Linked DNA regions of Homo sapiens: regions 1 and 3 are each linked to region 2. A link is an interaction called in ENCODE POLR2A ChIA-PET data of the cell type or tissue named here. Cell type or tissue: MCF 10A. All regions are shown on one strand.

What was found. ChIA-PET counts read pairs that join two places held together with the same protein. Peaks named below come from ENCODE experiments on the same cell type or tissue, not always from the same donor. Only the 100,000 strongest peaks of a DNase experiment are listed, where the experiment ranks them.
Region 1: POLR2A ChIA-PET joins it to region 2 with 15 read pairs; 4 of 35 experiments call an interaction of 5 or more read pairs at or near these places.
Region 3: POLR2A ChIA-PET joins it to region 2 with 25 read pairs; 5 of 35 experiments call an interaction of 5 or more read pairs at or near these places.

What each region holds. Positions count from the first base shown.
Region 1 is chr13:33,168,200-33,170,699 of GRCh38, forward strand. The region is part of intron 1 of STARD13 (StAR related lipid transfer domain containing 13); the gene reads right to left. Among named protein-coding and RNA genes, the nearest start is that of STARD13-AS, 110 kb to the right of the region's middle. In MCF 10A, no CTCF peak of the experiment used is centred here; a DNase peak (open chromatin) is centred at 1,252.
Region 2 is chr13:33,284,284-33,286,783 of GRCh38, forward strand. It overlaps STARD13 (StAR related lipid transfer domain containing 13), which reads right to left and starts at 1,472. Exons shown (of 14, transcript NM_178006.4): 1 at 1,187-1,472. The coding sequence starts at 1,355. RefSeq lists enhancers at 1,575-1,634, 1,645-1,774. In MCF 10A, a CTCF peak has its summit at 1,649; a DNase peak (open chromatin) is centred at 1,528.
Region 3 is chr13:33,206,459-33,208,958 of GRCh38, forward strand. The region is part of intron 1 of STARD13 (StAR related lipid transfer domain containing 13); the gene reads right to left. Among named protein-coding and RNA genes, the nearest start is that of STARD13-AS, 70 kb to the right of the region's middle. In MCF 10A, no CTCF peak of the experiment used is centred here; DNase peaks (open chromatin) are centred at 1,303 and 2,013.

The sequences.
Region 1 (2,500 bases), 120 kb before region 2:
AATGTTCATTAATCAAGCACATTGGAATGATTTCAAGCTGTAGAGTGCGGCATAGAAGAGGAAAGTTGATTATTTGGAATTGAGACTTGAGTTTGATGAGCCTGCCAGAACCTCTGAGGGCCAAGCCCAAGAGGTTGATATGTCCCTTGGGTGACCATTTTTGGTGTGGATGCACCAACAGCCCACCGGACCACCTGCCTGGGGAAGCTGTGGAGTGAGATAGGAGGAGTCTACAGTATGTGAACCAGGTCACTTTTTGACCTTGTGAATCCTGGATCATTTCCCAACCACAACTCTGTTAGACAAATATGAATCCAAGGGGAAAGAAGTTCATCTGTTGAAAGTCCAGTCTCTCCAAACAAAATTAAACAGCCTATTATCACAAGTCTTTACCAAGGCCCTTTCCTCCGCTGTTAGGATGGGTCCCTGTCAGGTCATTGTATTTCCATTTACTATGATGCTAATTTTTCCCCATAGCCAAAGCTGGAGTGTACAGGGCGTTCTTGGGATCACTGCACAGAAATGATCTACACTAACATCACCCTGGGCCTGCGATTGTACCTCAACATTGAAAGCTCAGTGTCTGTGCAGTAAGATGTTTGATGTGCCAGAGCTATTTGGTATATGTTAGGAAAATAGACCAAAGGCCAGATCTTACTCAGGCATCACCAGGAAGAGCAAAACCCTACCGCCTAGTTCCACAGATCTGGTTAAATCTAGATTGAACTTTGTCATTAAATCCAAGGAAACAGAGCCTGTGGTGGCTCCTGCCCCGGAACGCCTGCCTCTTCTGTCATCCCCTAATCTACTGTTACTCCAGGGACTGATGATTTCAAAAGCTTGAGATTTGTCTCTTGTGTGAGGGTTTTCCACTTAAGTGTGACCAGCATGTTCCTACCATGTACCCATTCCTGCCATGGACACATGGTTCAGAAACATCCAGGGAACCAAGCTGGAAAGAAAAGCTATTGAAAGCATTTCTATCAGAAAAGGAGTCTCTGAGTTCCACAACTGCTGTTCAAAACACAGCTTAGCTGAATTGTGCTGCCTGGGCTAACTTGGGCTTTCCTCTGGGAAGGTACAAAAGGCAATTATTGCATTGCTCAAAAGTTCTATTTAGTACCCAGTTGAGAGTCTGTATTTGAAGGTTCCTACTTTGATAACCACACAAGTATTTCAGAGGAAATAGGAAAACATACATTCCATCTGTAACGTGTGGAAAATGTGGTGAGTTGCTCCTGAGTCATGGATAAAGTGCTGCCTAATAGATTTTCAAGCTCAGATTTGCTTCCCGCTCCCATATAATACAGCGGATAGTAACGAGAAAACACCTAATTTCTAGACATGCTCTAAACCTAATTATGAGTCAGCAAGTCTTGGAGAGAAGCACAGAATATTATATTTTCTCTTGGCATTACATGAATCCTATGCCTTTTTCTGTTTTATTATTACCTTTACTACAATGAAAATGTAGTGTTCAGCAAGACAGTCCCAGAGAGCCAGGCCATGAAGAACAAATGGGGAAGACCCACAAGACAGGGGCTCTGCAGCCTAGAAAGCTCAAAGACAGAGAGTGGGAAGTGACCTATGAAAGAGTTCGCACCCCTCCAGCCCAGGGAATGTGGTGAGCTCAGATCCTGAAGATGAAAAGGATAACATGGTGGAGAAGAAGTGGGCAGCCAGGAATCCTTCTAGAAAACTCCCTTTGGAACATCACGTGTTTTCACTAATTTGTGGGATCTAAAAATCAAAATAATTGAACTCATGGACATAGAGATTAGAAGGATGGTTACCAGAGGCTGAGGAGGGTAGTGGGGGCTGGAGGAGAGGTGGGGATCATTAATGGGTACAAAAAAAAATTAGAAAGAATGAATAAGACCTACTATTTGATAGCACAACAGGGTAACTACAGTCAATAACAACTTATTTGTACATTTTTAAATAACTAAAAGAGTATAATTGGATTGTTTGTAACACAAAGAATAAATGCCCGAGGGGATGAATACCCTATTCTCCATGATGTAATGAGTTCATATTGCACACCTGTATCAAAATATCTCATGTACCCCATAAATATATACATACGCTTACTATGTCCCCACAAAAATGAAAAATTTAAAAATTTTGAAAACAACACTCCTTTTGGAACTTAAAATTCTGGTTGGACAGTGCAATGGGGCTGAAGCTAGCCAGGGAAATTTTATTTAAAAGGCTCCTCAGATAATAGCTGCATTTCATTTTTTATGACAGCAACATGGATAACGAACTGAAATCCTATTCAGATACATACATGAATAACCAAATTTTAACCAGAACCCAGATAAATCAATCATTCAAATAAGATGATTTTTTTTGTTTGCTTTAATGGGCAGGCACTTAAACTTTTAGACCTCAGGCTTAAATGACAACAAAACTGCAATGAGTAAATATCATAAATTAGAAGCAGCCCTGTCCTAGCCATGGCAGGTGACTCCTCGTGTAGCATCATTTCCTATACCCA
Region 2 (2,500 bases):
AAACAATCTCATCAAATGCTGCCCGCTAGAATACATATTGTTCTTTCTGGAAACATTACAATAAGATTTTCATGATTACAAACCCCAACTTCCTCTTTAATATTCAATATAATCTTAAACTCATTTATTTAAGTGGAAACTGTATTTTTATAATGGCTCTAAAAATTCCTGGTTAACTTATTTAGCACCAATATAATAATTTCTTTTTTTGTTGTGTAGGAGGAGGGTGATCATTAACTGACTGTCAACGTGTGTTAGGGGCTTCTTAGGAACGGCTCTAAAAATTCCTGGTTAACTTATTTAGCACCAATATAATAATTTCTTTTTTGTAGTCTAGGAGGAGGGTGATCATTAACTGACTGTAAACGTGTGTGTTAGGGGCTTCTTAGGAATGTTCGTCTTTCTGCTTTCTACTGATATACCCTATAAGGAGCATGTTTTAAATTTTTTTTTTTTTTGAGACTGGTAAATTTTAGTAATGTCCAGACTTCCAGGCTGGTATTTTGAGGGGCTGGGAATAAAAAGAATATCAAGCAGCTTATAATCAATATTCTCTTCTCTTTGCATTAGGAAGCTGGAGTTTTGTGTGCAGGTTACGGGATTTGTTTTGAGATGAACGAACACCTTAATTCTCTACCAGGAAAACAATATTAACACATCTGTGGCAACTGCTGACATAAACATACAAACAGGAAGAGAATGCGATTCTAGTGCTTAGCCTGGTGGCCTTTAGAACAGAATTCTTGCTTTCCTCCTCTTCACTAAGGATATTCGAAATACTCTGGGCAGGGTGGACATTAGTCCCTCGCCTCCTCCCTAATGAAATAAACAAGTGTCCACATTTTAAATGTGACGGAGTGTGAGGAAACTGCAGAAAAGCTCCTAAGATACACACTGAGTAACAGTTCTCATCTGTTCTGTAGACACACGTCAGTTTGGGAATTTATGATTCACTGTCCCACCGTGAAGTTTTTTGTGCACTTTATGTTGAGCTATGTGGCAGCTAAGGACTGTCCTGTTTGCTGAAAACTGCAGCCTAAAGTTATTTTTCAAAGTTACGGGTAGTGTGGCATAGAAATCCATATGTTATAAAGTGGAAACAAACAAACAAAAAAAACTGGGTTAGCATGAAATAGAGCCAACAGAAATCAGAATGAGCAACAGCCTTCCACTGCCGGCCACTCACCTTGTTGAATTTTAGTCACTAGCTGATGGCGTGCTAGAATCCGGCTCATCCTGTAAGGAGAGCGTCTTGTAGTCTGATCAAATCGCAAGTACATCTCCTGGCCCTCAGGTGTCATGGAATTTAGGTAGTAGCAGCCTGAGGCTGGGGTCCTGGGCACCTGACTGAACATCTCGGCAGATTTCCTATTGCCACCTCAGTCTGCCTGTGGCTGTTGCCGTCTGTCTCCAGTCTCAGTCAAAGAGCAAGGCACCCAGCCCAGGACAGCTCAACAGACCCAGCGATTTTTAAAAAGAAAGAGGAGTGCCAAAGCCACAACTCAGAATTCCAACCCCCGGGGCCCTCACGTGACCTCGGGAACCAATGAGAGGAAGAGAGGAAAATGGGAACGTTTGCAGTCAGCCCTAAGCCCCGACCAGAGGCAGTTCCAGCCGCCAGGGTCCCTCACACAACGCTGAAAGCAAAATACACGTATTTGACGTGCCTCAGAGCTGACGAAGCACCCAAAAGCAGCCCTCACTAAAGGAGTCGAAAGAAAAAGAGAGAGGGAAGGGCAAAACAAGTAGAAGACAAACAAGTCCAGGGCTCAGGAAACTTTTCAGCCTGTCAAAGTTAGAGAAAGCTCCTTCGCTTTCTACAGGGCAGCAGCAGCCAGGTAAAAGATGGACCTGATAAATCTCTTAAATTTAAAAAACACAACACAACAAAAAAAAACTACTTCAAACAAGCATCAACAGCTGAGCGTAAGCCACCACCTTCATTATCAAGAAACAACTCAAATAAAAACTTTTCCAGTGAAAAATAAACTTCAAGGGCTTTAACACCAGGAGTGAATACACCACAGATCCTGACCCTCACGTGATGGGAATTGGAGGGCTCTTACAGATAAGACTCAGAGAGGCAAAGTACACACGCGTTACGTATTAAGCATCCTTTCCTCTTTGATTTCTCTACTTCCCCAATTTTTAATCACCTAGAGGTAAAATACTTAGAAGGTGCCTATCACATTTAAGACACTGAATCATTTAAGACAAGAATCACTGCAGAAGTTGCAAAGGTACTTCAAAGATACTGTCATCAACCTGCTAAGGACCCATTGAGAAGTTATACAAAAGCTTCTAACATGAGGCCATATATATGTCTCAAAAAGGACGCAAACACAATGCTAGGTGAGCAATATTATTTTTGACTGGGGTGATGATTGCAAGCCAGATAGAGAAAGAGACATTTGGATAGGCTTTTTAAAATGGGGGGAATTCTGATAGGCAGAGGCTGGGGAGGGCTTTGCAAGAGACTGTAGGTACCCATGTGTGCAGA
Region 3 (2,500 bases), 78 kb before region 2:
GAGAAAATGCCAAAATAGGATATAACAAAATCAGTGCACATTTAATTGTGTATCCTTAAAAAACTCAGGTCATCCTTCACATTCTGATGACATTACACCCTCAGTTGGCAACAGGATTTGCTTGTATTTACACTGCCAATGAACTTGGTGAATCAGGAGAATGCATGGGATGCATTTCAGGTTCCAGATGAGAGGCAGTTGCTTCTCTGGGTTAACCACTACCAAGTGGGGTTGAACAGGTGACTGTGGAACAATCAGTCTGCTCTGTAAGTGAGCATGACAAACAATGCATTGTAGACTTTCGTATACTGCATGCTCGATGGTAATCTCACCTTATCAGTGAGTGGAGGCCACACGTTTACCATGAATAGAAAAAGTGAGTGTTCCTAAACTAAGGCTATATGTTGGAATACTGTACTAGGATTCACAGTCACAGGATCTGGATTCGAGTCTCAGTTTTATTTCTCGGCAGTGTCCTCGAACATGAAAGGCACAGAGTATGCTCTGGAGACCTCACAGATGACAGCAGATCAAATGAAGATGATAAAGAACTTTGTTGTTATTATGCAACATTCGTATTGTTATTTTCAACAACAGAGAGAATATTAAATAAATATACATGTTTAATCTGGCAGAGGATGATACCAAACTACCACTGCCTGTGATAAGGAGAGCTAAAGATGAAAGGATTCCGGGAGTAAGGTGCAGAGTATACAGTGCATGCTGAGGATAACAGCCACTCAGATTTTAAATGTTTGAACTCCACAGTGAGGGAGAATACGAAGTAAGCATAGGGCAGAGTGGGGCTGAATAGCAAAAGTTTGATACCTTAGTTCTCCTTCCACTCTCACTCAATAGAACCCTAGAACTGGCATCTGCCATTAGTCAGTGAGCTCCTTAAAGGCAAGAAAAACACAACTGGAGTCTGTCAAATAAGAGAATGAATGAGACTTTGAACTAGATAAGAGGTACTCACTCTAAGAGAGGGAGTATAGAGTATTGTGAGAAGCCTGAGTTTGAAGTTGTAAAATCAGATACTTCAAGGTTGAGAGTGCCTGTGTGTCTCAACCTTGTAGGGATTTGTAGAGAGAGAGGCTTTCTGAGTAACTGAAAAGTAACACGAGAGATTTTGTTCAGGGTCCCCTGATTTCGTCCAGCTTTCTACACTCACCCCTCAACTCCACCCCTTTCCCACTTCCTCCATGAGAACGTCATTCTGTGACAATGAACTTGAGTCAAGAACCAGGATGTCTGTAAACATCCCTTTAATGAAAGCACATGGATTGTTGGGTCAATTCTTCCCATATGGTGTTGCAAGTCTTTGCTTGCTGTAGCTGGCCAGAAGTCAGCTTTTTAATCCAGCAGGCCCTGCTCGATGCAGGCTGTGTGACAGGCATCTGTGACCCTGCCCCGCCCACAAAAGGCAGATTATAGGGGCTGCTCCTGCTCCTACCCTGCCTGGCACCTCACTGCCAATGAGCTTCTGTGCTCTTGACTAAATATATTGGGAAATTCCCTACTTCCATAATAGTTTCATGTGTGTGATCTCTTCTCCCCAAGCTAAAGGATTATGCCAATTTTGGGTAAGAGAATTTGTCAACTGCGAAGATCTTATCTAATAAATCCTTTTAAAAAACCTCCTAAAATGTGCAAGACATTCCGTGCTAGCCACTTCAGAGGATGTGTGCTGCCAGCTCTCTCTGGCACAGGTGGTCTGCAAGGGTACATGAAATGAAATTATCACCTAAAGCAGGATATGAGGACAGTGGGAGGTGGAAGGAGTCTAGGTTGGGGAGTGGGAGTGGGAGAATCTAGAAAACATGGCGGGGTTGTAGCATGAGGGTACACAGGCAGAGATGAGGGAGGACCCAGGAGAGAGAAGGACACTTCCAAGTAGGGAGTGAGCTCTAAGGCACCCAAAGAAACAGGAGGCAAGGCAAGCTTGGGGACTCAGGAACCTTCTGGTGCTGCTGAAGCACAGGGAACACGTGGGGGAAATCAAGCAAATGAGTCATCAAAGGTGGGGCGGAACCATATATGGGATGGCCTTGGATGCTGGGAGAGGGTATGGGGAGTTCATACCAGCTCAGGTAGCAATTATGAACCCTTGGGGGTTTTAGAGCACAGGTGTAACACAGTCTGAGCGGTGAGAGCTAGAAACCATGTTAAGGATGGATTCTAAAGGGAAGCGTAGGCAGATGGCTCCACTCAGGAGGCTATGGCAATTATTTCAGCAAGAGGTCATGAAGGCTGAACTAGGAGGACAGGGTTGAAAACAGGAAGAGTGCTAGAGGCAACCAGAAAGACATGTGAGTCCAGGGAGATATGTCTTAGGAAATTCCATCTGGAGGAATTTTTCCTGGAGGTATTTGCAGACAGGTGTACACACATATTCAAGTTTTAATTTCAGCATCTTTCATTGCAAAAGATTGCAAATTACCTCAGTGCTCACCAATAGAGAACTTACAAATAAATTATGGTACAGCCACATAGTGAAATA